Regions from separate parts of the Mus musculus genome. Here region 2 is linked to region 1. Evidence: chromatin loops called from intact Hi-C (ENCODE). Cell type or tissue: heart. All regions are shown on one strand. Links, peaks and the distances in the headings refer to the core of each region. The heading gives the core; the rest is flanking DNA.

What was found. A loop is a pair of places that touch in the nucleus more often than their neighbours do. Peaks named below come from ENCODE experiments on the same cell type or tissue, not always from the same donor. Only the 100,000 strongest peaks of a DNase experiment are listed, where the experiment ranks them.
Region 2: it touches region 1 in a loop (5-fold over the local background); 8 of 42 quality-filtered maps call a loop at or near these places.

Annotation. Positions count from the first base shown.
Region 1 is chr8:121,922,460-121,928,420 of GRCm38, reverse strand. Car5a (carbonic anhydrase 5a, mitochondrial) reads left to right here. Exons shown (of 7, transcript NM_007608.2): 3 at 1,220-1,338; 4 at 4,559-4,654; 5 at 4,804-4,866. Among named protein-coding and RNA genes, the nearest start is that of BC048644, 18 kb to the right of the region's middle. In heart, for the core only: CTCF peaks have their summits at 886 (motif pointing left) and 2,583 (motif pointing right); DNase peaks (open chromatin) are centred at 913 and 2,590.
Region 2 is chr8:121,871,157-121,877,117 of GRCm38, reverse strand. It overlaps Gm26812 (a long non-coding RNA gene), which reads right to left. Exons shown (of 4, transcript XR_879277.2): 3 at 2,803-2,992. Among named protein-coding and RNA genes, the nearest start is that of Gm26812, 22 kb to the right of the region's middle. In heart, for the core only: a CTCF peak has its summit at 2,921 (motif pointing left); a DNase peak (open chromatin) is centred at 2,917; H3K4me3 peaks cover 402 bases; H3K27ac peaks cover 2,103 bases; H3K27me3 peaks cover 1,242 bases.

The DNA.
Region 1 (5,961 bases), core at 450-5,449:
TGGCCAAAGTGTTTGTCACAGAAACAGAAAGAAAGCTGCAACAAGTTGATACACGAGGCTAAGTTCCCCAGCATGCTATATGCATGGAGGCATCTCTAACCATGGACCAGGCTTCCCAGCTCTGCCCTGAGCTCAGGCTTGCCTGGCCATCCTGGGAGCACCTGGTGCTGCTTTCTATGAATGCTGAAGTGTCCAGCAGGCTTTGATGGAAATGTGTCAGCAACTGGTAGAAATGTGATTAGCCACGTGGGGCCTCGTCAACCAGGCTCCCAGAACTACTCTGGACCTATTGAATTTGTTTCTGTGCAGGGTACCCAGATGACCAGGTGTGATGCACACACCTGTAATCCCAGAGCTCAGGAGGTGGGGGAGTCTCTTAGTTAGGGCTTTACTGCTGTGAACAGACACCATGACCAAGACAACTCTTCTAAGGGCAATCTTTAATTGGGACTGACTTACAGGTTCAGAGGTTCAGTCCATACTCATCAAGGCAGGCATGGTGCAGGCAGAGCTGAGAGTTCTACATCTTCATCTGAAGGCTGCTCGTGGAAGACTGACTTCCAGGCAGTTAGGATGAGGGCTTTAAAGTCCATACCCACAGTGACACACCCACTCCAACAAGGACACACTCACTCCAACAAGGACACACCTTCTAATAGTGCCACTTCCTGGGCCAAGCATACACAGACCATCACAGTCAAGGGGATCAGAAATTCAAAGCCATCCTTGGTTACAAACAGAATCCATTGCCAGCTTGAGCCACATGAGACGCTTTCTCAGAAGAAAAGAAACTCTTTGGAACTCCTTGTAGGATTAGCACACATCTCAGAAATCATCCTGTGTCTCTGTGTAGTCACATGTAGAGACTCGAGGTTCTTACCGCCATCTAGTGACTGTGCTCGGAGTTGGCCTTCCGCTATCCTAGACCTTAGTGTGAACCTGCTGTGGTAGGCTCTGCTCTAGGACTGAGGTGGCCATACCCTGGCCGGGCTCACCTTTCATGGACCTCCCTGGGTTTTGCAGCACAGCGATCGGGGTGTGTGTGTGTGTGTGTGTGTGTGTGTAGAAGGTTGCCCCCATCACACACAGATACACACAGACACACACAGACACACACACACACACACACACACACACACAGACACACACACACACACACGGAGACAGTGCTGGGCCTACTCAGTAGTCCAGGTTCATGTGTCTCTTCTCTTGCTTGCAGGGATCAGCGGTGGGCCTCTGGGAAACCACTACAGGCTGAAGCAGTTTCATTTCCACTGGGGAGCAACAGATGAATGGGGCTCAGAGCACGCAGTGGACGGCCATACCTACCCAGCTGAGGTTCGTAAACACTGTGAGACAACACACGATTGGGTGCTTTCAATCTCAGTCCGACTACAGGGTGACTAGACCTCACTGTCGCCTTACACACACACACACACACACACACACACACACACACACACTTACAAAGTGCCCAAAAGCAGCTGAACCCACTTAATTATCGCTGCTTTATATGGTGAAGTGGAAGGGGGTGCCTCTGTGGGCCCAGGCTGAAACACCCCCTTCCCCTTGAGGTACCAGCCACACGATGAAAATAGTACCTCGGATATAGTATGAATAGAGTTTATTTAGGGTATGGGGAGGGCAATTGAGGGGGTAGAGACAGAGAACGGCAGAGAGAGAGGAGAGAGGGGGAGGGGATAGGGGAGAAAAGGGACAGAGAGGCTAAGAGAGTAAGAGATTAAGAGGGTAAGAGAGTGAGAGAGAGGAGGGACAAATAGCCCCCCCTTTTTAAAAAGAGTTATGTATTTAGTTTATGTATGTGAGTACATTGTAGCTGTCTTCATGCATACCAGAAGAGAGCATCGGATTCCATTACAGATGTTTGTGAGCCACCGTGTGGTTGCTGGATCTCTGGAAGAGCAGTCAGTGCTCTTAATCACTGAGCCATCTCTCCAGCCCAAAACAGCCTCTTTTATAGTGAGTCAGGCATACCTGGCTGCTGCCAGGCAACTGTGGAGCGGAGCCTAGAAGAAATGCTAACACAGGTGACCACCAAAAATAAATCAAAGAAGCTGAGGCGATGTCTGGAGACCTCTGGGCACGACATCACCGACATTTTCCAACAGAATGGAAAATGGAAGCCGGGCGTGGTGGTGCACACCTTTAATCCCAGCACTAGGGAAGCAGAGGCAGGCAGATTTCTGAGTTCGAGGCCAGCCTGGTCTACAAAGTGAGTTCCAGGATAGCCAGAGCTATACAGAGAAACCCTGTCTCAAAAAAACAGAAAAAAAATGAAAGGAAGAAAGAAAAAAGGAAAAAGAAAAATGGAGCGTCCGTGTGGTGATAAACCATAAGGTTACTACCTCAGCTCTCAAATTGCCGGATTGCCATAATTACCTTGTCACTCCCATCTCTGCCCCCTCCTCTTCTCACCCTCTGCCTTCCACCCCCAACAATTGGATGTACACTCAATATTTTGGCTCTCATCGATCTCTGGTTGGAGACGTGAACCAGAGTCTAGCTAAAGCCACAGATGGGAGTCCAGTGGTTGTTGTTCATTCGGAAGTGATACGTGTGGCCACTAGAGGGCGCACAGCGTCTATCCTCAGCTAGTGGCAATCAAAGTTCTTGTGAGCAGACCCTGGTCCCTGAAGATTCATGGTTAGGCACAATTGAGAATGCCTCTACCCCAGCTTTTGTGCTTAGGGGAAACTTGTGCCCTGTGCTGTATCCAAGGAGCCCCGGAACTCCCTCTGACAAAGCCGTCATATTTGCACGGAACCCACGCACATCCTTCTATGTAGCCATCCTCAGCTCTAACATAGAGGACTCAGATATACATAAAATAAATCTTTTTTTTTCTTTTTTTCCTTTTCTTTTTTTCTTTTTGTTTGTTTTTTCGAGACAGGGTTTCTCTGTGTAGCCCTGGCTAACCTGGAACTCACTTTGTAGACCAGACTGGCCTCGAACTCAGAAATCCGCCTGCCTCTGCCTCCCAAGTGCTGGGATCAAAGGCGTGCGCCACCACGCCAGGCTCATAAAATAAATCTTAAGAGAGAGACAGAGACACTAACATACTATGAGTCCAACTTGAATAGTTGTTGCTATTTATTTCATTTCAAGAAGAACACTGGGGGCTGGAGAGGTAGCTTAGTGGTTAAGAGCACTGACTGCCCTTTCGAAGGTCCTGAGTTCAAATCCCAGCAACCACATGGTGGCTCACAACCATCCATAATGAGATCTGATTCCCTCTTCTAGGGTGTCTGAAGACAGCTACAGTGTATTTACATAATATAGTAAATAAATAAATCTGTAAAGAAAAAGAAAAACACTGACGTAATATTTTTATTCCAAATAGATACAAAATCCTTGGGTGGGAAGATAGAGTGCCCCCTGGCTGACACAGAGGCCTTCTTGCTGCCTTATGAAGGACTCTGCTTTATTTCTTCCCGTTGTGAATTCCCCCAGTGCCTCACAAGGCATGTAAGGTCTACAACCTTACATGCAAGAAATAGAAGGGTTACAAAATAAAGACAGGGCAGAGTCCAGGGTCAGACGCCAGGTATGATGTTCGGGGACTTACCTCTCTGAGAAACTGCTCAGTGCTGACAGTCCAGCGTCTTATCTGGTGACCCTTGTTCCAAGTGACATGTCGGTACAGATGATCAAACTACTCACTTCTGTCTTGACAACTCAAAACACTTTTTTTCTCTCTCTTTTTTTTTCATTTTTCATTTTTTTCTCATTTTGGAAATGCTCTTGAACTTGCTGGGGATTGAACACAGGCCAATGTTTTATTATTGTTGTTGTTGATGTTATTAAAGATTTGTTTTATGGTTGAGTGCTCTATCTGCACGTACACCTGTGTGACATAAAAGGGCATCAGATCTCATCACAGATGGTTGGGAGCCACCATGGGGTTACTGGGAATTGAACTCAGGACCTCTGGAAGAGCAGTCAGTGCTCTTAACCACTCAGCCATCTCTCCAGCCCCCAGGCCAGTATTCTTAACTGCACACTTCCTCCAACAAGCCCACCCTCTTAAACTTCCTTAAACAGTGCCTCCCCCACCCCTACTGGAGACCAAATGTTCAAATACACAAGTTCATGGTGGACAGTCTCATTCAAGCCACCGCAACCCTTACGGAGTGTATGCAGACGGGAACACGCCCTGGTGGAGGCCCGGACTGTGTACGTGGAGAAAGTGGGTAAAAGGAAGCTTGCATACAATGCTTGCCTCTTCTGACTGTGGACGTGATGTGACGAGTGGCCTCAGGCTCCTGCTGCCTTGAGTTGCCCGCCATAATAAACGGTACCTTTGAACCGTGAGCTAAAATAAACCCTTTCTCCTTCCGGTTGTCTTTGTCTGGGTGTAGTGTCACAGCGGCAGGAAGGGAAAGTAAAGCAAGAGTCTTCTCCCTCTCTTCCGGCCACCAGCACTTTGAGTACGCATGTGACAATGGCGTGACCCATGGGTGTGCCGGACGGAGAGTGGCGTGGCTGCTGTTTCTGCTGCACTGCGCTGTGTTAACATTCTCTTTCTACCCTGTTTCAGCTCCATCTGGTTCACTGGAATTCCACGAAATATGAAAATTACAAGAAAGCCTCCGTGGGGGAGAACGGGCTGGCGGTCATCGGCGTGTTTCTGAAGGTAGCGTCTGCTGGGCGGCCACGCCTCTCGCACTGAGAATGGCGGGTCCGGTCATCAACAATGGCCTTTCGCACACTGCCCCTCTTGCGAGCACAGTGTGTTTCCATTGTCTGCTGCCCAGGCTAACACTCTGTGTCTGTGGTACACAGCTCGGGGCGCATCACCAGGCCCTGCAGAAGCTGGTGGATGTCTTGCCGGAAGTAAGACACAAGGTAAGAATCGTGAAACCAGCACAGTTGGGCACCCCAGTTGCCAGAGCAACGACTCACTCAGGAAAATTCAAAGAGTTTGGCAGAGGCTGTGGGGTTCTGGTTCTGGGAAGAGAAGGTAAGGGCCAGTAGGTCCTAAGTAAGACCCTTGCCACGAGCTGGATTTGGACATAGAGCATAGAGATTGGTGGCCTATGTCTGTAATTCCAGCCCTTGAGAGGGCCGAGGCAGGAGAGTAGCCAAAAGTTCAAGGCTAGTCTGGGCTACATAATGAGTTCCAGGCTAGCCTGGGATTACAGAATGAGACTTTTTAGAAACAAACAAGAAAGAGGACTCAGGTGTAGCTCTTGTTGGTGGAGACCTCACTGTGCATGCACAAGGCCTTGGGTTCAACCCCCTGCACCGGCATAAACTGCATGTGTGGGAGACAGCTGCAGTCTCAGGACTTGGAAGCTGGAGGGTCAGAAGTTGACCTCCCCCCAACCCCCCATGTGAGACAAGGATCCTGGACTCCTTGGGATGGCCAAATCCAAATCCTGGGAAATCCCAGGAGCCTGTGGAAGAGTTGGGACCCATCTTGGTTCTTGCTCTGCTCAAACACAATGTCCAGGAGTGATAAAGTCTGTTAAAGCAGACAGAAATATCTACCTGCTACGTGTGAGCCTGCACACCACCTGCACACCCGAAAAGGAGCCTGAGACCAAGGACAAAGCAGATGGCAGCGGGGTGGGGTGGGATGGGGGGTGGGCAGCCTGGGTGGCGGGCGCATAGGCCAGTGGCAGGGCCCCCGGTTCTCCCTGAAGGTGGCCGGACACTCTTTGTATACCTCCGTATGTTAGCCTGTCTCCAGGGAAAGGCAGAGTAACAGTGTTGCTTTTCTTTAAGAGCAACCCAGAGGGGACATTGATGGAAACATGGAAATTCCAAGGAGATGGGTTTATTTATTCAGTACCACAACAAAGAATTCTGAGGCATAAAAGGAAGCAAGGTGGCCCTTAGACGTGGTGACATGGGGACAGAGGAGGCTTCCATCTGTCTTAACAATGGTGAGAGCTGACCTGCAGGAAAGTGTGGCCACCCCTTCCTCAAAGCTCACAG
Region 2 (5,961 bases), core at 337-5,336, 51 kb after region 1:
CATCCTGCAAGATGCACCCCCACAACCCAGCTCTCAGCCTTCTCCCCCACGCTGTACCTCAAACCCCAGTCTTCTCTCTTATGTGTCCTCAAGCTTTAAAGTGTCATCTTCTAGCCGGGCATGGTGGCACACACCTTTAATCCCAGCACTCGGGAGGCAGAGGCAGGTGGATTTCTGAGTTCGAGGCCAGCCTGGTCTACAAAGTGAGTTCCAGGACAGCCAAGGCTACTCAGAGAAACCCTATCTCAAAAAACCAAAACAAACAAACAAACAAACAAAAATAAAATAAAGTGTCACCTCCTGTCACTTAGGTGCAGCCATGTGCACTTATGTGCAGCTGTGCCAAACACTGCCCTACTCATTTCTGGGGACCAGTTCTTTCCTATCACCCAACTGTAAATTCTGCGTGTAGAAACGCAGCTGCCTCGTTAAAAGTCTTGTCTTATAAAGCACACACCTTGGCGCCTGCCTGCCCCCGTGAGTGGCTCTTCAGATCTAGTCTCGGCCTGTTTCTTTAGAGATCAAATCCTAACTGAGTCAAAGAGTGATGGAAGCTTCCAGAATCCCCTCCTTCCTTGCCATCTTCAGGGCCTCCATTGCGTCTCTGTAGACATTGTCCCTAGATGGCTCTTGCATCTTCTGACAGGGAGCATGTGAGCCAAGGCTAGGGTCTGGCCCCGATTCCCACCCCACCCCTACACTTTTGACATGGAAGCTGGCCTGTAGGAAGCCACCCTGTCCTCTGCAGAGGTACCAGTTAAGCCTACCAATTTCACAGAAGATCCCGGAATCCCAGAGTCTGGGCGGGGCCTCAGGATAAAGACACAGCTTGGCCCAGGACTCATGTCCCTTAGGGTTCTTCATCTTGAAAAGGTTTGGCCTTGCCTGTTTCATACAACTGAACTCTGAGACCCTGCCTTGAGCTTTTTCTGGGCAACCTTGAGGTCACCGGCCACCTCCCCCCACCCCCACCCCTGCTTTACTGCTGTGACATTTCCTCCAAGCCCTCTTTGACAAGAACACTTGGTCCTTGAAGGCCCCATAGGGACATGGAAGCACTGAGTCTGATCTCTATCACTAAACTGGCTCCTGCTCTGTGTCTACACCCGCTTCTGTCGCTAGAGACGGGCTCAAACCGACAGGGAAGCAACAGTCAAACAAATGTGGAGTTAGGCAGCTCTCATCAGTTCCCGTGATTACTGCCAGCAGAGCCAAGGGAGCAGCGGGATGGAGACCCTTCCCACCATCCATTTGGTTCATAACCAGGCGGTATCTAAGTTGTCAGGAGAAGGGGTTCCACAAAACCGAATGCTTGAAATGAAGATGGACTTGGTTAGGCTGCCTCAGGCACACACTCCCCGTGACTCAGGTCACGAGTCCTCTCTCCCAATGTACTCCTTGACTGTCCAACACCCTTCCTCAGGATGTCTGATATAGAGAAGCTGCACATGGCCTTGGCTTCCTTTCTTATCGTTACTGTATGAAGATAAACCCTGATCACCGTACAGTGAGCTCAACAAGCAGGGCTGCTACTCAGATGGGGAAAGTCGGTCATCTGAGAAGTTCACAGCCTGCAGTGTCCAGGGTCCAGGGACTCGGGCTGGACGGGCTCACCCTCTGGAAGAAGCAAGAGACACAAAGGCAGTTCCGTCTTGTGCCATCACCAGTGAAATCTGTCCAGGATCCTGGGCTTCCCATGTGTTGGAAGACAGCTCAGCTATAAATACAGAGGATACAAAGTATCCTAACACTAACCAGAGCAAGGATCCAGATGCTCAGTCACCACCTTGTGTAGTCTAGAAATGACCAGCTGTTTTGTGCTCTCCACGGGGGCAGCTTGTGTGTGTGTGTGTGGGTGTATGTGTGGGATATCTGCAGAGCTGTAAGATCAATGTGATCTGCCCTCTGGACCACAAACTCTGTTGTGAAAGGACAGCATGCTGCTTTTATGGAGAGGGAGTTTGAGTGTGGGAGCGTTGTTTTCCTGTATGTCTGGAGTATCTCATGCCAAAATTAGGACTTGCCGGAAGGGAACTCATATCCCAGGGTGTAGGCAGGAAGATTCCATTTCTCTTTGATTTTTTTTTTCTCCTTTTTTCTTTGGAGACAGAGCCTCACTAAATTGCCCAGAGTGGGCTTGAAATCTGTTGCCCAGGCAGGCTTTGAATTTATAACCTGCCTCTGCTCTGAGTAACTGCCACGGCAGGCCTGAACCAGCAGACCTGGCCCCCTTGAATTTGAATAATGCCGCTATTCACTTGTACCCTAAAACGACGTGTTTTAACAGAGCTTCAGAGAAGTCTGCTCGCTCCACAGGGGCCTGGAGCAGTAGTTGGGTCAAAGACGCCCTGCATTGTGTGTGTGGGTCATGTATGGTCACTATGCAGCTTTCCTCTGTGTGTGTGTGTGTGCGTGTGCGTGTGCGTGTGTGTGTGTGTGTGTGTGTGTGTGTGTGTGTGTGTGTGCGCGCGCGCGCGTGTGTGTGCGCGCGCGTGCCTGTCTGCCTCCTTTATCCAAGTTCACTGTGCTTTCCCCATTTGTCCTAAAAGCCCCAGGAACCTTTCCCCATGCAAATGTCTGACTTTGACCTTGGATCATTAGAGGAGACACAGTGGACTCTCCCACCACCCCAGGAACATGGGCCTTGGCCTTCAGATCCTGGGCTAGCAGGAAGATGGGTCCTGCTCCACCCCCACTGTTCCTCTTCCTCAGAGATGGGACCTCCAGCACAAGCCCCAAGGGAATATAGATGCTTCAGAGTGCCAGCAAGCCCGGATTCTAAGTCATTGAACCCAAACTCACTGATCCAAGCCTCTCCCGTCATGATGGGGCCTCTCGTGGGAAGCAATGGAAAGACTTGGCCAGGAGCAGATGTTAGAGGCCCATCGCTGCTCCACATCTGCAGGCTCCAGCTGCCCCCTGCTGTCCTCACAGTGGTAGAATCAGAGCCGTGATAGGTGACAAGCTTCTCTGAACTCACTCAGATCAGAGCCTGTGAACAAGACCGGGATCTAGGTGAGGTGCGGACGTAGCCTTAGGCTTCCTGAATCAGAAGCAGAGATGGACTCATGGCCGGCCCTTCAGTTTTTACAGATGGAGAAACTGAGGCCCAGAGAGGCTGAGGGAGAAAGAGCCTATGTGACTGAAAAGTGGGGTGTGTTGTGCCTGTTAGGGTTTGTCATAGTTGTCAAAGAGTGTGGCCATGTGGTTTTAATGAATTGTGATTTGGCGGGTAAAGATGGAGGCGGGGTTTCATTCTAGCCCAGGCTAACCTGCAAGTCACAGACTCCCAGAGTTCTTCCTACCTAGCCTCTCATCACTGAGCTTTTAGGCATAAGCCACCACCCCCAGCCTTGAATCACTTGGAACGCTGAGTAGGTATATCTGCATATGGCACAAACTATAAAGGCCCCTGGGGTGGCATGGCCTGGAGTCCACCTAGGAACAAGCACTGAGTGTATGGGTGTCAGACAAGCTCCGTTTAAGGGAGGTCAGACATCATTGAGAAAAGGTGTCCGACAAGTCGGAGTGGAGCTGAGACCTCAAGTCCCGCTGTGAGCTGAGAGAAGGGCTGGCTGCACAGACCATCCCAGGAGCCTCTAGCCAAAAAAAAAAAAAAAAAACCAGAAAGCTAACATGGCTCACAAGACAGGTGGGGACGGGGGCCTGTGGGACCCGGGATGTAGTTGTCGGACTTTCCAGAACTGGGAGGGAAGGCAGGAGTTTGGTTTTCTGGACTGGCAGACCCAGAACAACCCAGCAGGTCCAGGCAGTCAGAGCTAGGAGGGTGGGAACTAAGAGTTCCTGAGGTCCCTGCAATGGGAGCCAGAGAGAGCTGGTGGCTGTCACCCTCAAAGAGAAGAAATGTCCATGTCCTGGACACGGGCCTCATACGGTCACCATTTCTTTCCAGGACTTGGGTTAATTCACCAAGGCGCTGGGACTTATTGCTTCACCGATTACGATCCGGTCTCTGGGTGCTCTGAGCCTTTGCATAACTCCCCCACCCACTTCTCCAACCCACGCTGAGCCCCGAGAGCGTGCACACTCACACACACACACACACACCCGCACTCCATGGTCTACTCTAGGCAATGGGAGTATCCCACGCTCTGACATATATACCCCAGGGCCTTTGCACAGGCATGCCTCCCTGAGCTTCTTCCTTGCTCTTCCCAGTGACTCCTCCCGTCCCTGACTGCAGAGCCTGAGGGTGCAGCTTTCCACCGCCTGAGTTCACTGAAACACCTGAGAATCGCCTGCCCACATTGCCCACCTCTGGGTATCTGTCAGAACATGTTGAGGGGACTCCTGGAGGCTCTGGTGATAACTGTCCCAGAGGATCCGGGCTACGAAGGGCAGGTGAGTTTCTCTGCCCCTGCAAACCTCTCCTATAAGTGGGTATAGCCAGATGACCTGCTGTGCAAGGTGGGGGAGGGGTGATGTTCCCTCTTCCCCCTGCACACCCCATCTGTCCTTGACTGCTGAGGCCACCGCATACCCTAGGTGCTTCCTGAAACCCCTTGCTCCCAATGCCTGATAGTTTGGTGGGGATTGTTCCCTGGCTTAGCACACACTGCCTGGAGTATGCATTGGGGAAGACCCAAGGGATCATTTCTTGGGAGCCTCTGGGGAAAACTCAGCTCTCAGTAACAGAGGCTCCTGGAAGACAGTCAGAGCAGTAGTGGCGGCCTCACGCTGAGCCCAGCTGTGCCTTGGGGAAGAGACTGTCTTCCAGGAGCCTCTGTTACTAAGATCACTGTGCCAAGTCAGAGCCTAGGCAAAGGTGGAATGCAGGGAAGACGTGCCTGTGCCCCAGCTGCTGCCGCTGCAGCCAGTCTGCCCTTGCAGCGGCTCCTGTGTTCCTCGGGCTCCTGTTCCTGGGGCCCATTGCGTGGCTTTGGCAACAAGCCAGGTTCTCCTAGGGTACACACCGGGACGTGAGCTGCTGCTGGGGTGGCTGCAGCTGTTGTGGTTCCCAGCCCCTCCAGGAGCTGCTCTGGGGTGGGGTGACATTGCTGTCCCCTCCACTTGGTTCAGACCTGGAGCAGACACCAGTGGGCAGGGCTGAGCCCCATCTCCACAGCCACCTCTGATGGCTTCAAGCTGAGTCATTCTAATTTACCATTGGTTAGAAGAGTCTCCCGCAAGCAGTGGCTGATCTTCAGCAGAGGACCATGTAGTTCTGGATCCCAGGGCCCCCAAAAGGACACTTGTAAACCAGTGTTCCCAGGGTCAGCAGAGACCTCCCTACAAGGAAGCAATGGGGGTGGCAGCTCTTTTCTCTGCTTGGCCTCTTTTTCGATCAACAGCCCCATCATAAACCTTTACATCCTGCATTCTACGAGGCTCTTCAGTGTGCCTGGCCATTCATTCCCATAGCTTCTGGAGAAGGAAGGGTCTGTTCCCTCCCATCCCATATCTTCCTCTCTTCTCCACGCTGGCTACTTGCCTTTGCTCTACAGTACATTCTGAGAGCCTCGGGAGACCACCCTGTGCCAATGGTGACAAGTTTATTCTGAGAGGACATGTGGGCTGTGTACCGGCATGAGGGCTGTCAGTGAAAGTGTGGTACAGAGTCCATGATCCTCTTAGGAGAAACAAACGGAACCCCACATGGGGCAGGCCCAGTCCAGGTCTCTACACTGTCTTCTGAGCTCTGTAAGCAGCATCCAAACATTCTTTTGGGTACCTGTTTCCTGGATGTTGCCCATGCATCTCAATGGCTCAGTCTGCTGCTGGCCGAGCAAGGATGCTCTGACTGCAGATGGAAGATGAGGGAGTCACGTGCATACCTTCCCCAAGTGCAGATGCGTAGAGATCAGCCCATCAGGAAGGCCCGTGATTCAAGAGGACATTCATGGGCGTTGAAGCCCAGACAATCACAGCCACGTGTCACAGGTGACACAGTCTCCAGGGGCCACTATACTGAGATGGGAATGGTGGACAGTGTGGTATAGC